Regions from separate parts of the Mus musculus genome. Here all the other regions are linked to region 1. The links are chromatin loops, found by intact Hi-C in ENCODE. Cell type or tissue: left cerebral cortex. All regions are shown on one strand. Links, peaks and the distances in the headings refer to the core of each region. The heading gives the core; the rest is flanking DNA.

The links. A loop is a pair of places that touch in the nucleus more often than their neighbours do. Peaks named below come from ENCODE experiments on the same cell type or tissue, not always from the same donor. Only the 100,000 strongest peaks of a DNase experiment are listed, where the experiment ranks them.
Region 2: it touches region 1 in a loop (2.5-fold over the local background); 4 of 42 quality-filtered maps call a loop at or near these places.
Region 3: it touches region 1 in a loop (5-fold over the local background); 6 of 42 quality-filtered maps call a loop at or near these places.

Annotation. Positions count from the first base shown.
Region 1 is chr6:40,842,462-40,847,865 of GRCm38, reverse strand. It overlaps the pseudogene Mgam2-ps. Among named protein-coding and RNA genes, the nearest start is that of Moxd2, 42 kb to the left of the region's middle. In left cerebral cortex, for the core only: a CTCF peak has its summit at 2,376 (motif pointing right); a DNase peak (open chromatin) is centred at 2,087.
Region 2 is chr6:40,615,807-40,621,210 of GRCm38, reverse strand. No RefSeq gene overlaps it. Among named protein-coding and RNA genes, the nearest start is that of Tas2r138, 5.2 kb to the right of the region's middle. In left cerebral cortex, for the core only: a CTCF peak has its summit at 3,042 (motif pointing left); a DNase peak (open chromatin) is centred at 3,041.
Region 3 is chr6:40,477,581-40,482,984 of GRCm38, reverse strand. Ssbp1 (single-stranded DNA binding protein 1) reads right to left here. Exons shown (of 6, transcript NM_028358.2): 6 at 4,398-5,062. The coding sequence ends at 4,918. Among named protein-coding and RNA genes, the nearest start is that of Ssbp1, 8.9 kb to the right of the region's middle. In left cerebral cortex, for the core only: a CTCF peak has its summit at 3,077 (motif pointing left); DNase peaks (open chromatin) are centred at 467 and 3,048.

The sequences.
Region 1 (5,404 bases), core at 328-5,327:
AAACTTCAAATAAAGCTTTGGTCCTTGAACAAATTCACAGTAAACTAACACATCTGAACTGCCTTTTAGTTTTGTTAAAAGTATTTTCCCCTAAACCATTAAATAGTCTATTCTTACTTCAGTTCTCCAGACAGCATCTATTCTGAGGGCTCCTTGTCAACATATTTTGACTCAGACCACAGATCAGGACTGAGAGAAAAAAAAATTCCCATCTATAGAGAATTAGTTTCCAAAACTTCAGCTCTGTACTGGCAACATCATGGGTGCTAAGTCTGTGATTTCACTTGGGGCAAAACATTTGGCTCAGATTTTATAAGTAATTCCTAGAGGATTAGAACCATAGTAATATTTGCAAAAAGAAAGAAGAGCCATGAACAAAAACCCGGAAGCTTTGTTAGAGCGCAGACAGAAACCAGAAATGAAGGTTGTCATTTAGCCTCCTAAATTTGCATTTTCTTCACCTTGGCAAAAGTAAAGAACTTAGAGACCAGGCATTCAATGTAGCTGAAGCAGACTTAAGACAGGAATCTCCCACACTCTAGGCCTTTGGACTGATTTTTCTTAGACTGTTCTTTTTTAAAACAAAACAAAACAAAACAAAACAAACAAACAAACAAAAACAACAACAAAAACAACCTGACATTAGGAATTCTTTCTCTGCTCCTTTGAAATGTAAATCTTTATTTTAAAAAAGCTAGGGGTGTGGGATTTAGAATCTATGAATATCTTCTCCAAGGCATGAAGAGTATCTCTTTGAAGTGCAATCATTAGGGAAGGTAGTGGGCCCCATCCCTCAAGGTCTCAAGGGAATGTGAGGCAGACTTAAAGGAGGCTACAAAGACCAGAGAAAGTACTTTTTCCTTAAAGTAAGGCCAATTAGCAAACACAGGTGGCCTACACACACACACACACACACACACACACACCCCTCACACCCACCCAGCTCTCAAACGCTACCCAGACCTTAGTTTCAGTGTTCATACTAGAGTTTGGTCTCTTCTGTTACAAGATCTTTCACTATGTTGCCCCTTTTTCATCACCTTTGCTTAGTATGAAATTAATTGAGAAACTCTCTGACCAGTGATTGATGAACACTGATTAATACTATTAGCCTTTAGGTAACTAAGTCTCCAAAGAAGGGAGAGGAGGGTGGTGGTGGTGTATGAGGAGACAGAAGAAAGAAAGGGAAAAGAATGGGAAGGGAAAAGAATGGGAAGGGAGGGGAGGGGAGGGGAGGGGAGGGGAGGGGAGGGGAGGGGAGGGGAGGGGAGGGGAACTTACGGCTGCAGAGAAAAGTTCCTAACCAAATAAGAACAAAATCAACAGCTAATTCTATGGACAGTGGAAGAAATATCATTTATTAGCGAAAATGTCCCATTTTCAATGCTAACAATAACAACAAAAACCACTCAAAAATGAAAACAAAAATGTAATATACACCACAAAAAAAAATGTAGTCAATAGAAATGTTGCCAAGCCAGGGCTATACAGAGAAACCCTGTCTCGAAAAAACCAAAAATACCAGAAATGTTGCCAAAAGGAACTTGGTAGGGAAGGGGATTAAACAAGATATCATAAATATGTTCAATAAAAAATAAGAGAAAGCATGTCTTATTAAAGTAAAATAGATCCATCCTATTATTAAATGAATAATGAGGCAGGATGGAAAGAACTTAGAAGGACAGTGGAAGGGAAAGGACTTGGATAAAAGTAAAGACTTCCAAACCAATTAACAAAATTTGCAATTGCAGTGGCCTCTATGGAGACAATATTCCTTTTACACAGAGGTATTTTAAATAATAATATAATATTGCAATGGGCCATGCTTAAGACCTAAACACATACAACCTCCAAATATAACCTTATTGTTTTCCCTTATGTGACCTGAAATATCTAGGAATCTCACAAACAAGATTTTAAACTATGCTTTCAGTAAAAATATATCCTACTTCCCTGTGCCAGCCTTTATCTTTGCCAACAGTAACAAAAGCAAACTCACTCGTAGGTGGGTCTGGTCTGGGACCACCCATACAGGCTGTGCACATCATAGTGTGGCACCCGGGAGCCATCTGGAAGGATTTGCTCACTCTCCATGCATAGTGTCTTGCTGTTCAGGCCCACGTTCCTGGCTTCCAAATCTGAGGGGGAAATAATGAGTTATTTCCCACACATATTGATTTATATGTTCTAATCATATCAGGTCTAATTGCTTGTTTTTAATTTTTTTATGTAGAAAAGCAACATCCTGTGATTTCATAATTAAGGCTAAAGAAAACATGTAGACTGGATAAAGTATCCTCTTACTTTAACTAAAACTTAATGTGCCAGCTTAGTAACTCTGTAACAAATGCCTTTGATGTTAAGACTTTTTCTTCCACTAGATGGTAATGTCCTCAAGGGAATAAATAGATCTTGTTCAAATCAATTCTGTACTGATGTTTTTAAATCTTTCTGGCTTGGCAGCATTTACCTGATAAATATAAAATTAAATATAAAATTAAGAGAGGAAGGAGTAGATGGGTGGAAGGATTAATGGATGGATGGATGGATGGATGGATGGATGGATGGATGGATGGAGACATGATCAATAATAATAGACATTAAGAAGCCTGGATTCCAGTTGCAGATAGAATATTTTAAGAACTTCATTCCTTGAGCTTCTTTGGGGTGAGAGGACTCAATATACTGAGATGTCTTGGACCAAAGCCTCTTACTCCATATTCTGGTACAGTGAGCTCTAAGGAGAATCTTTCTTAAAGTATCTGAACATGGGTAGAGAGCGTAGAAACTTAACTCTAATCAGAAAACCCTATATATTGGGACAAGTGGGTTTGCATGCATATAGAAGAGTGTATTTAAAACGTGGGCAATAAATTTATAGCCATCCATACAACCAAGTAGACTTAGTTTCTTGTATAATACATCATGTCATTATTTCTGTATCTAATTACTAACTTGCATATATTTAAAGTTATTCTATTTGTGGATTTTATGTCATGGTGAAAGTATGTTTGCTCCTCCCCTTTCCCATCCAAAAACTTGTGGCTTTATACAAAAGGAAAGAGACTCTTGAACGGGAAAGAAATCATACCTGGCATGTAGGGTGGTTTATTGAGAGTGTCGTTGCGGCAGCCCCCGACAGCTCCATCCACAAAGTTTGAAGGTTCATTCATATCCTGAAGTAAGCAAACAAAGAAAAATTCTGTCATATCAGGGGCAACATGTCATTTCTAAATAGAACACTAAACTCAAAGAAATGACTAGGTTGTGTAATCCCAGTCTTTAACCTTGTCATGGATTAAACTGGAATTAAAAATCCTATATCAGCTTAGTGGAGTAGAGTAATAAACTTGCCAGTTTACCTTTTTCATCCTAGGAAGGTTATGTCATAGCAAAAACATTGAGATAACACTGGACCCTGAACTTAATGAAATATCTTAATCTATCTCCCTATCCATCAAGCCTGGTTTTATTTTTCTATTCATAGACTATTTACTTTGTATCTGTAGCTAGTAGCTATTATAATTTTCCTCTACCTTTTCTTACTGCTCCAGCCTTGCTACGAATCTACTACTGACATAGGCTTGAAAATCCTCTGAGTAGTTGTAATAACTCAGAAGCAATGCTTGAAATGAAACCTTCCACTGGGGAATGTAAAGCTCAATTGTAAGGAGTGGAGGCCCTGAGGGAATGTTCATTGTCTGTCAGTAGAATAAAAATAAAATTGGTCTATCTTTAAAAAGAAAGTTTTAAATAAGAATACAGGCAACAGCAAGCATTTGGGACTAACTATGCACTGTTTTGGGTTACCCAACAACAGTTTTCTTTTTTCTCAAACAGAAGTTTACAACCTGGGGTTTGAACAACCCTTTCCCAGGGGTCACCTAAGACCATTGGAAAACAGGGATATTTCAATTATAATTCATAGCAGTATCAACATTATAGTTATGAAGTAGCTATGAAAATAATTTTATGGCTTGGGTCACCACAACATGATCAACTGTATTAAAGGGTCACAGTATTAGGTAGGTTAAGAACCACTGCGTTAGAGTAAACATCTCATAATTTTCTGAATCTCTTCTTCAAAGCTGCTAACATTTCTTTACTTTCTGACTTATCTGTTTGGATTAATTTGTGTTCTTCTATAAGTTTACAGTATGCTTGTCTGTCCTGAAAGGTCAATGTTCAGTGAGGCCACAAAACAACCACAGGACTCAAGTTTGTCACTGTGTGAACTCTGTGCTTCTTTTACTCTGAGCTAGCATCTAGCAGCTCTTCAGAGCTGGCTTAGAATTTGCTTAGGGTTTCAGGGGTCTTGATGTGAGGTGAGAAAGCATGACAGGAATGAATGAATTCCACCCCTAGAAAGATGCAAATGGAGGAGCCCTCACAGACATCTCCCAGAGACATCCCATCAATCTCCAAATTGATGCCTTGCCCATTTCCAGGTCTGCCCTGTCTTGCAGGGTGCACTTTCAGGCTTTGGAGTAGATGTGCCATCTGGGAAGCAAAGTCAAGACTGACCAATTGGAAATAAGAGATGCCAGGATGTTCCTCCCTGTCACCCAAATATTAGCATCTTGAGCAGCTGATACACCTCCTCAGTGAACTCCTCTACCAGACATGTCCTTGGGCAGGACCACAATAATCTCTGCTCTTCCTGGTCCTAGAAACTAAACAACCTTCCTTTCAGTTATCCACTCCTAGCTGCCTATTCTGCGAATTTATAAAGTACCTCCCTGAGTTCTAACTGCTTATGTGTTCAGAGAATTAAAGGTGCACTTACAATCCGCAGCCCATCAAACTTCAAACTTTTCTGTGGCTCCTGAGGATTTGAATAGAGCTCTTTTATCTCCTTCTTCCACCATGTGGCTGTGCTGTTACGCAGGAAGTCAGGAAAAGCGACATGGGCCCTGTATAGCTGGAAGAGCAAGACATGCTTTCATGGGAAAGATCTCCCCCTATCTTGGAGAGAGAGTACTGATGACAAAAGAGGAAATGGGCAGACATCTAGGCCTATCCAGTCTCTGAACTAACAGCCTTTCTTCTGCCATTGCTGCAGAGTTTACAATGGACACAAAGATGGAGGAAGGGAGGAAAGCCCGACTTGTTTTAGGATTCAACATCAACTATGGACAATAGAAAACTAATAGTATCTAAGCAGTTGAATTGTAAAGATGCCTGGGATACTTGTAGATTGGCCAAACTAAGGAGGACCTGACTGTAACCCGGAAAAAAATGGCTGCATTGTAACTAAGTGTGTAGGCCTGATGGAACAGAAGGCATGGAACCAGGGACTTTCCTCCTTCCAGCCTGATAGCTTTTGCTCTTCAAGGAATCATCAAAACATCTACTTGTGACAGTTTAATACTTGAGAATATATCCTAGACTTCAGGTCATTATT
Region 2 (5,404 bases), core at 193-5,192, 230 kb after region 1:
TATCAGATTTTTTTTTTGGATTCTAACTTCTTGAGTTCTGTATATATTTTGGATATTAGCTCTCCATTGGATGTAGGGTTAGTAAAGATCTTTTCCCAATCTGTTGGTTGCCATTTTGTCCTATTGACATTGACCTTGCCTTACAGAAGCTTTTCAGTTTCATGAGGTCCCATTTGTCAATTGTTGATTTTAGAGCTTGAGCCATTGGTGTTCTGTTCAGGAAATTTTCCTCTGTGCCAATGACTTCAAGTCTAATTCCCACTTTATCTTCTATTAGATTCAGTTACTCTTTTCAATGTAGATCAATATATGTTGAAATCCCTGATGTACTTGGACTTGAGCTTTATACAAGGTGATTAATATGGAACAATTTGCAGTCTTCTAAATGCAGACCACCAGTTAGACCAGCACCATTTGTTGAAGATGCTTTCTTTCTAACACTGTATGGCTTTTGCTTCTTTGTCAAAGATCAAGTGTCCATAGTGTGTGGGTTTATTTCTGGGTCATCAATTCCATTCCATTGATTAATCTGCTCTCTGTATAAACCAAATAACCCAATTTAAAACTGGGGTACAAAGCTAAACAGAGAATTCTCAGCTGAGAAATTTCAAATGGCTGAGAAGTACTTAAAGAAATATTCAACATCCTTAGTCATCAGGAAAATGCAAATCAAAATGACCCTGAGATTCCTTTACATTACTCTGACCAAAATGGCTAAGTTAAAAATTCAAGTGACAGCACATGCTGACACGGATATGGAGAACAGAAACACTCCTCCATTGCTGGTAGGATTGCAAACTGGTACAACCACTCTGGAGATCAGTCTGGAGCTTCCTCAGAAAATTGGAAATTGTTCTACCTGAAATCCTAGCTATACCTCTCTTGGGCATATAGCCAAAAGATGTTCCACCATACCACAAGGAGCACACTCCACTATGTTCATAGAAGCCTTGTTTGTAATAGCCAGAAGCTGGAAACAACCTAGATGTCCCTCAACAGAAGAATGGCTACAGAAAATGTGGTTCATTTACACAATGGAATATTATTCAGCCATTAAAAATGAGGACATCATGAATTCTGGAGGAAAATGAATGGAGCTAGAAAATATCATCCTGAGCAAGGTAACCCAGTCTCAAAAGGACATGCATGGTATGTAATAATGGCTAAGTTAAAAACTCAAGTGACAGCACATGCTGACAAGGATGTGGAGAACAAGAACACTCCTCCATTACTGGTGGGATTGCAAACTGGTACAACCACTCTGGAAATCAGTCTGGAGCTTCCTCAGAAAATTGGAACTAAGTGATAAGTGGATATTAGCTAAAAAGTACAGGTGAAACTTACAGACCGTATAAAGTTTAACAAGCAGTAAGGTCCAAGTGAGGATGCTTCAATCCCACATAGAAGGAGGAACAAAATAATCACTGGAGGAAGTGGAAAGGGACCAGATGGGAGAGGGGAGGAGGAGAGAAAAGGGGGGCAGGATCAGGTATGGGGGGAGACAGGAGAGAAGCCCAGAGAACCAGGAACATGAATGGAAATATGCAGCTGTGGGGAGTTGGAGGTGGGGAGAACCTCTAGAAAGTCCCAGAGACCTGGGATGTGAGAGGCTCCCAGGACTCAGTGGGGATGTCAATGGGGATGATCTTAGCCTAAATGCCCAACACGGGGAAGATGGAATCTGAAGAGGCCACCTCCAGTGGATAGACAGGGGTACCAGTGGAGAGATATGGCCACCCACCCATCTTCAAAATTTTTGACCCAAATTTGTTCCTGTCTAAAGGAAACTCAGGGAGAAAGATGGGGCAGAGACTGAAGGAAAGGACATCCAGTGACTGGCCCAACTTGGGATCCATCCCATGAACAGGCACCAAACCCTGACACTATTGCTGATGGCATCTTGTGTTTGCAAATAGGAGCCTAGCATGGCTGTCCTCTTAGAGACTCTACCAGTACCTAACTGTGACAGATGCAGATACTTCCAGCCAACCATTGGACTGATGTTGGGGACCCCTATGGAAGAGTTAGGGGAAGGGTTGAAGGAGCTGAAAGAAATGGCAACCCCATAGGAAGACCAACAGTATCACCTAACCCAGACACCTTAGAGCTCACAGAGACTAAGCCACCAACCAAAGAGCATGGGCTGGGCGCCTTCTAAATGGCTACACAACAGGTTAGTTCCTAACCTATTTGTTAGTTCCTAACAGAAGTCTGAATTCAGCTACGGCAGCACGGCAGCACTACATCCATTGTGTAAACAGAAGGGTGACAGCTAAGAAGGTCATCCAGAAGAGGCGATAAAAAAAGACCTCATCCCAGATCTGTCTGAAGGAAATCTGCAGATTTTTCCTTTCAGTGTCTTATTTTACTAATATCTATGCTGACCTTGTATGAAGACAAACATGTTGCTTCAGTAAGTCTGGTGAGATTCTCCTGTTTTTTTTTTTTTTTTTTCCTTAGCCATAATAATGGTCTCTTGAAGAGAAATGAACCTACCCAGATTCAGCTTTTCCAACTCTCCTGAGCATTGAGTTGGCATTGAGTTGGACTATCTCTCTCCTTCCTCTACCTCCCTGAGGTTGTTTCCCAATAGCTTGTTTGCCATCTCAACAGATAGTCTGCACCCAAGCCCCTCTCTCTCTCTCTCTCTCTCTCTATATATATATATATATATAAAGTGGACTGAGAGCAAAGAATTCTGCCAGACTTCCTCACCTATCAAGGCAGGGCATCCTTCTCACTTTGAAAAGGAATACCAATACTGAATCTTAGCTTCTCACATTTGTGTTTGGTGACTTTGGCCAAGATTTTTGATCATTTGATCTTTCTGAAGCCTCTGCTGTCTCATTAGCAAATTATAAGTAGAATTTGCAAGGAAATTTGAAATTAGAGAAAATTGAATGTACCATAATACATTAAGTGGAGTCTAAAGTTTCAGTTAGTTAAAATATGGGAGCATATTATGACTGTACTAAAAATAAATGCCTGGGGCAAGCGCTCAGGACCAGAAAACTGGGAATTCTAGAAGTCACAGTGGTTTGGCGCCACCTAGTGGGACTCAACAATGTTAGAGGGACTTTGAGCCTGGCTCCCTGCAATGGGGAATATCTTGGCAAGTGGAAGGATTATGAACTACTTTTTTGTTTTGTTTTGTTTTGTTTGTTTCAGTTTGGTTTTTTGCTTTGTTTTGTTTTTTGCCTTTCAAACTTGTAATTAAAATGTATAAAACAGTGTATAAGTTAGGTAAATCAAATACATAGATTGAATAAATACATAATATATTTTATTTAAAATGGCATTAAAGGTAAAATGATATTTTACTTATCTCAAATTATCTATTTTTCACAATAATTTATTTTTTGTTAACGTTACATCCTGATGGCAGCACCCCCTCCCCCCCTTCCTTTCCCTAGCAGAGATTCTTACTAATGGCTGAATATGGAGGCTGAAGTGGTCACCTTCTGTAGCCAGGCAGGGCTTTCAGTGGACTGAGGGGAACATCAACCCACCCACAAAACCTTCAATCCAAAAGTTGTCCTGCCTTCAAGATGCACAGGCATAAATATGGAGCAGAGATTGAGGTTGAGGGACCGACTCACCAATAATTGCCCCAACTTGAGACCCACCCCAGGGGAAGAGAGTCAACCCCTGACACTATTAATGATACTCTGCTATGCTAGAACACCGGAGCCTAGCATAACTGTATCCTGTGAGGCTTCATCCAGCAGCAGATGAAAACAAATGCAGAGATCCACAGGCAAACATCAGGCAGAACTTGGGAAGTCGTGTAGAAGAGTGGGGGGATAGAATTCAGCAAGCCGGGGAGGGGGATGTCAAGGATACCACAAGAAGACCTACAGAGTCAACTAACCTGGGTCCAGGGGGGAGCTCACAGAGACTGACCCACCAACCAAAGAACATGCATATGATGAACCAGATGTACAACTTGGTCTTCATGTGAGTCCCCTAACAATTAGAGAGCAAGGGCTGTCTTTGACTCTGTTGCCTGCCACTGGATCCCATTCTCCTAACTGGACTGCCTGGTTAAGCCTCAATTGGAAAGAATGTGCTTAGCCCTGCTGGAACCAAATGTCTCTGTGTGAGGTGGTATCCAATGGAGGCTTCCCCTTCTCTGAGGAGAATGGGAGGGGTAATGGGGGAAAGGGTTTGTAAGGGAGAGGCTGGGATGAGAAGATTATGAACTCCTAATTTTAGTTCTTTGTAATATGTGATATATATATATGGAAATTGTGATTAGAACAGGAAATGGGAATTAACTAGTCATTTTAGGAGCAGGATTTCTATTGAGGGCTACTAGTGAAAAGCTATGTCTTCCTGGTCAAAAGAATGAAATTTATGTCTGGCCTAAACTACACAAAACATACGCTAATGTAGCTACACCTGTCAGCTACCTAGTAGACAGCAGTTCCTGGGAAGGCCGACTTGCGTCCTGTTACCAGAAGAGGCTGGAGGAAGAATTATTTCCATAATAATATGATGTGCCTTCTCTTCCCTACCCAGATTCAGTGTCAGCAGCTTATGGAGCTATAACCATGTAGTTGTGTTAAGCCTGACTGCTTTTCTAACTCAGAAATCTGTAACCATTTTTTTTCTCCTCTTTTCTTCTCCTTCTCCCTCTCCCTCTCCCTCTCCCTCTCCCTCTCCCTCTCCCTCTCCCTCTCCCTCCCCCTCCCCCTCTCCCTCCCCCTCCCCCTCCCCCTCCCCCTGTCCCCTGTCCCCTCCTTCCTCCTTCTCCTCCTCCTCCTCCTCCTCCTCCTCCTCCTCCTCCTCCTTCTTCTTCTTCTTCTTCTTCTCTTCACTCTTTTTCGTTTTCTTTTCTTTTTATTTATTCATTTTTCTTAGATACTGGCTGTGGACTGGGCCTGCTTCCCTGGACACTCTGAGCTTACCTACTCTTGTCATCTGTAGCTATTCACCACTACCATCTTCTACCATGTGCTAACAAAGGGCATAGTTTTCTCTTCCTCTTCTTCAGCTTCCTTAATGCCACAGCTCCCTGTTCGAGGGATTTTCTTTTAAATGTAATAAAATTGTCCTCAAGCTTCCTCCTGAGTCTGTTCTTACTCTCTTATTAAAGAGACTAACAATAAGAGGGGATCCCAATTTCCAGTGGTATCATGTGGTACCCCAGGTAGTATTGTGTCCTCATAACAACAGAGATGCAGAGGTTCATTCCCAGTATTCACACTTGCTGAGAGATGGTATTCCACTTTTCTCATGAGTATGACCCAAGCCATACTACATCTGCCTGACCCTAGGAAAATGACTGAAGCTTATCTCCATGTGTGGATGGGGACAAGTTGGGAAGAGAACCAGTCACTAACCATTTTATATTTTAACTCACACAAAAGCCAAAGAAGTCATGTTGACCCCCTGCATACCC
Region 3 (5,404 bases), core at 80-5,079, 360 kb after region 1:
CACGAGAAGTATAAACAATCTACACACAATACCCCTATAGAAAATCAAAGCATTTGCCATTTCTCTTTCAGCCTTTTAAAGCATATATATCCTCCTTACTTTTGAAACATAATTTTTAAAAAATTGGATACTATGACACATACTGTTTGACATGTTTTCTCCTACTTTTCTATGTAGTCATCTTTCCATTTAATATAGAATAAAATCTCAACGAACTTGCAGGGCATTTTTAAGCCCCAATATAATCACATCAAAAACAGAAGTTTCAAGACCCCAAACTTGAATTACAAGTCCCTAGAGTGTCTTAGTGCTGTTAGCTTCTACAGGTCTACTCAGTGCCGGGTGAAGCTGGGAGCAGTGAGGTTTCTCAGCAGATGGGGCTGCATGTGATTAGGCTCCAGCAGATCTGACTGGCTTGGAATCGGCTGACATCACAAGGAAGGCAGAAGAGTCAGCCTGAGTGAAGTGCTGCTGCCTCCGCCTCTCAGCCTTTCTGAGTCACGGAGGGCAGGCAGTCTTTAGCTCCTGGAGACAATCCTGCAGACGCACTGCTCTACTTCTGCAGCCTACACTCAGGAGTGGCTTTGGCTTCCAGTTGGTTCCTGTACAGGATGAGATTTTTCCACCTCCACCTTGTTTAAATTTCACTCAGTTATACACATAGCCCCTCACAATGTTTAAAATTATGAAAGCTGAGAAAATGACATGAGAGTTGCTCAAACAGAACAGTGTCCTATCAGATCTAGGTGTAATCACAGGAAGATCTAGTATGTTGACCAATGATCCCAGTGGCAGAAAAAGTAGGCAGATAGGGAGGACAGCAACTCCTCTGTCTCTGGGTAAGGATGGGGTAAAGCTAAGGAACAAACGTTACTGTCAGGACAGAAAGGCCGTTCAGGTATACAGGAATCACTTTAGAAAGCAAGAGTCCATAACACTGAGCAGGGATCCGGAACTTCTTAGAGTCCAACATAATCTAAACTCTCAAGGCAAAGATCAAACACATAGGCTGAGCTGGGGAGCAGGGGCCGGAGGGGCAGCACGGAACAGACAGAATGAGGAATTTCAAACACTAAACACAGCAACAAACTTCTGGAAAGCTGCAGGCTGACTATGGATGGCTTATACAAAATTTAAAAGAAAAAAAGATATAAAAAACTGAGTTTATATACTCTTTATTGGTAAATTACTAGTAAATTTACAACAAAATTAACTAAATATATCCAGACTCTCTAGGGAGGCAAAGTCGAAGGTAAAAGATCTTTGAAGTAGGTACAGCTCAACGGGAGACGGCCTGCCTAACATGACCATAGGTTTAATCCCGAGCACCAGAGAAAGATCTTCATTTCCACCCTTAAGCATATAGAATAAACTCTGAAAAAAATAACACAGAGTGGTGTGGAAAGAAGGCCTTGACACCAGGACAAGAACTATGTCATCTGTAGTTATACTTCATTCAGGTCCTTAGTGCTGATAAAATCTCATAAAAATTACAGGAAAACTAACAAGAAACAAGATATGAAGGTGGGTTAATTCTACAACAGTTTAGAATGCTAACCAGTGTTCAGCAGTCTCCTTCAATTCAGGATCATTTCCCTGTCAGCACTTACTGGTGGCTCTTCCATGCCAACACAACTAAAGGTACATACAGGAACACCAAACAGAGTCACTACTTACCTACAGGTGTACAGAGATATGCAAAAACATCAGTGTTTACAACGATGACAGACAGACTCTTGACATAAGGCTCTAAGGTAACCAGTGGTGAAACACCACAGGGCAAGTGTGAAGCAGAAAGGGCTTTCCAGATGTATGCCTTGGCCCTGGCACACATAGGGAGCCTGAGAATGTATTACTTTGTACCTTTCTACAGAGAAACCACTCCTAAAAAAAAGCAAGCAATTGATAAGTGCCAAAATGACAGGCTTAATACACACACACACACACACACACTTAAGATATGTCAATCAAGAAAAATATAACCACTCATTTCATATAAAAAATTTAATTTTTATCTTTAAACTATAGACTATACATGATTTGCAAAGGAGACTGTACCAAACAATGATCAAAGACGAATCATCCGTTCTATGCCTTTTCTTTTGTCTGGTCACTCAGAAATATAATGTTATCTGGAAAGAAACCAAAGTGTTAAGAGTCACTTTCAGAATGCGGTCTTCATTTCATTGATAATTCCCGTCAACACAGAAGTCCTTTAGTGGTATTAAAAATTTCAAAATAAGTAACTTTTGTTGTGTTCATAAGAGGTACACAAGAGGCAATCAATCCAATAGAACAGGCTGCAACTGCTTGCCCAACAATTCAGACTTCAATACAGGATGAGACCATTAAGCTCTCCCCAGCAACATCGTGTAAACACTAGTAAGCCCACCCACACACAAGAGGATGAACACATTCCACATCTACATGCTGCAACCATGTAGCAAAGCCAGGAGCCACCTTACAACTTAGCAACTGTAACATTATTTGCTTTTAAAGGAAATAGATTCATCTTAAAGACTGAATTTCATATTCTGGCTGGGTGGTTGTATTGCATACTCTGAATCCCAGAATACAGGAGGCAAGAGAGGCAGATGGATCTCTAAGTTTAAGGCCAGCCTGATCTACAGAGCGAGTTCTAAGACAGCCAGGACTAAGCAGAGAAACCCTGCCTCAAAAAAAAAAAAAAAAAAAAAAAAAAAGGAAGGAAAAAAAACAGAATTTCATACTTATTTTAGGGAAAAGTTTTAAGTATTACAAAGCAAGCGTTTTTAATGCAAAAACAAAGTAGACATTGCTCTGATTATTTCCAAGAAAATTCGCTAAAAACAACCAAAGATAGAGGTTAAGTAGCATTTCTTGGATAACTCCAAACATTTTATATGTTTTAGGAGTAATGATCCCAAAGTGTAATGAAGTCTAAACTGGTGGCAAGCAGTTGCAGCATGTTCTATTGGATTGATTGATTGCCTCTTGCGGACCTCTCATGAATACAACAAAAGTTACTTAACTACAAAATTATCTAAAAGATAGTTAATAGTACAATTACTTCATGACTGTACAGGACTAGAATGGAAGCCAAGAGTGCCATCTACTGGTGTATTTTTGCTTTAAAAGTCAAATATGGCCCCCTAAGTGAAAAAGTACTATACAAAAAAAGAGAAAAATGGAAGGAGTCAATATTAAAAAAAAAAAAAAAAAGAATGAAAACAAAATAATAACAACAGAAAATAATTTAGGATGCTAAATATATTTCTAAACCACTCTATATTTGCTGTGTTTGCAATGTGAGAAAGAGGACTTACTCTTTAGATTATATTAATATACAATAAGTTACAGGTAAACAGAAAAAATCAAATAGGTTTCTTCAAACATCACTGAATGCTATTCAGCTTTTCTGTGAACCATAGATACACAGTCAACTGACCAGACCAGTAACAACTATGAAAAGGAAAAAGTAAACTGAACGATGTGAAATGTTTCTCTACCTTAGTTTGTAAAAACTCAACAATTCAAATAATATAACTGCCCATAGATCTGACTTATAGTGGAACACAAATGGAGATTAAAAAGATCTACATTGGTTTTCAAAGTCAATATATTTTCTTTTTTTTTAATTAATTAATTTATTTATTTATATAAGTACACTGTCACTGAAACACCAGGAGAGGGCATCAGATCTCATTACAGGTGGTTGTGAGCCACCATGTGGGTGCTGGGAATTGAACTCAGGACCTCTGGAAGAGCAGTCAGTGCTCTTACTTGCTGAGCCATCTCTCCAGCCCCGTCAATTTATTTTCTAAAACTACTATTAGGAAAATAAGTGATTATTTCTTTAAAAAACATAATTTACCAATATGAACAGTGATTAAGACATAAACATTGGAACAGAGAGAAAAGGATTTTTAAAAGGTGTATAGATTATACTGTGGAGTCATTCAGAGAAGAGTGGAGACAATGACATCTGTTTTCTGAAGTAAAAAATGCCATAATAATCTCAACCTGGGGGGAAATAACAGTGTTACAAAAACACCTTCTCTTTCAGCGAGACGAGCTGATATTTATGACTAAAATAGAGCAATGTCACTTCCAACTGATCCTGGAAGAGAAAGAGCAGCCGAAGAACCGATCCAGCCATGAGTGGGAAGTGAGGAGGCAAAGCACACAAGACACCATTCTCTCTACTCACAGACTTCAGAAACAGAGCACTCTATAGGGTAACACCTCACTACAGCCTATCTCAGGAGTTCATACACACTAAGAAATTTCAGTACTTTTTTTTTCACTCCTATCTATAAAACAGGTTTCTAGGCGTTTATAACAAAAACAAAATAAGTAAACTGAGGCTTAACTCATAATTTTCACAACATATTCAAGAAATAATAAAACATGTCTATCTCATTAAAAGATGAATTTTAATAGCATTTTAATTTTCACATTAACATATTAAAATCTGTTAAGCAGGTACTCTTAAAAAATGGCATTAAATTGGTAAGGCATCTATATTTCATTAATCTACATATAATTTGAGTAAAAAAAAGCATTTAAGTTACAGATACATAAACAGCTATATTGTTTTTAGACAAAAGTTTTTAAATTTCAAATGAAGGCTGTTGCACCTTCACTTTCAAAGTTTTGAATACATCACAAATTCCTACCATCACAGTTCTGCAACTGCCCGAGTATACACCAAGATTCAATTCTCCAAGTTAACAGTATGTACTGCAGGGGCAAGTTGCTTTCATACCCCACAGAGTCCCCCTGAACTAAACATGTGAGTAGACAGAGAGCCTTTTAAAGGAATAAATAAATGTGGACAACATTAGCACACAGGAAAAGGAACAGGACGAAGTCCCCTGGGGAGTTTCCTGCAGAGCTGCCATCAGGGTGCTTAGAGGCCAGCAAAAGCGGCCTATACTACGCCAACCCTTCCAATGAACAACCAGAGACACTGTGCACCACGAGCTTCTTACCAGCTATGATTGTTGTTGCTTGCCGCCTCACATTGTTTTTATCCATGTACTCGCCATAGTCCACTTTCCCTTCCACAAATATACGAGCCCTGATATAAAGAAATGCAGTCTTTAGTCTGTAGATTCTAATCCTGGCTTTCGAGGTGTCAGGACATGGGTAGCAAGTACAAGCTGAAGATGAAATAACTGTACTTTGCTAAACATGTCTTCAATTTCAAAACTAAGAGGACTGAAACACAATGCAATCTAGTTAAGAAGGACAGCGTTACCCAGGCACGGTAGTATCTTCTCATAATCCAATGCACAGGAAGCTAAGCCAGAGGCCCACCTGGGCACCTCAGTGAGGCCCTGCCTCAAAGGAAAACTTTACATAAAGTACAGGAGCTGTAACTCAGTGATAGAGCACTCTCCTAGCATGTACAAAGCACTGG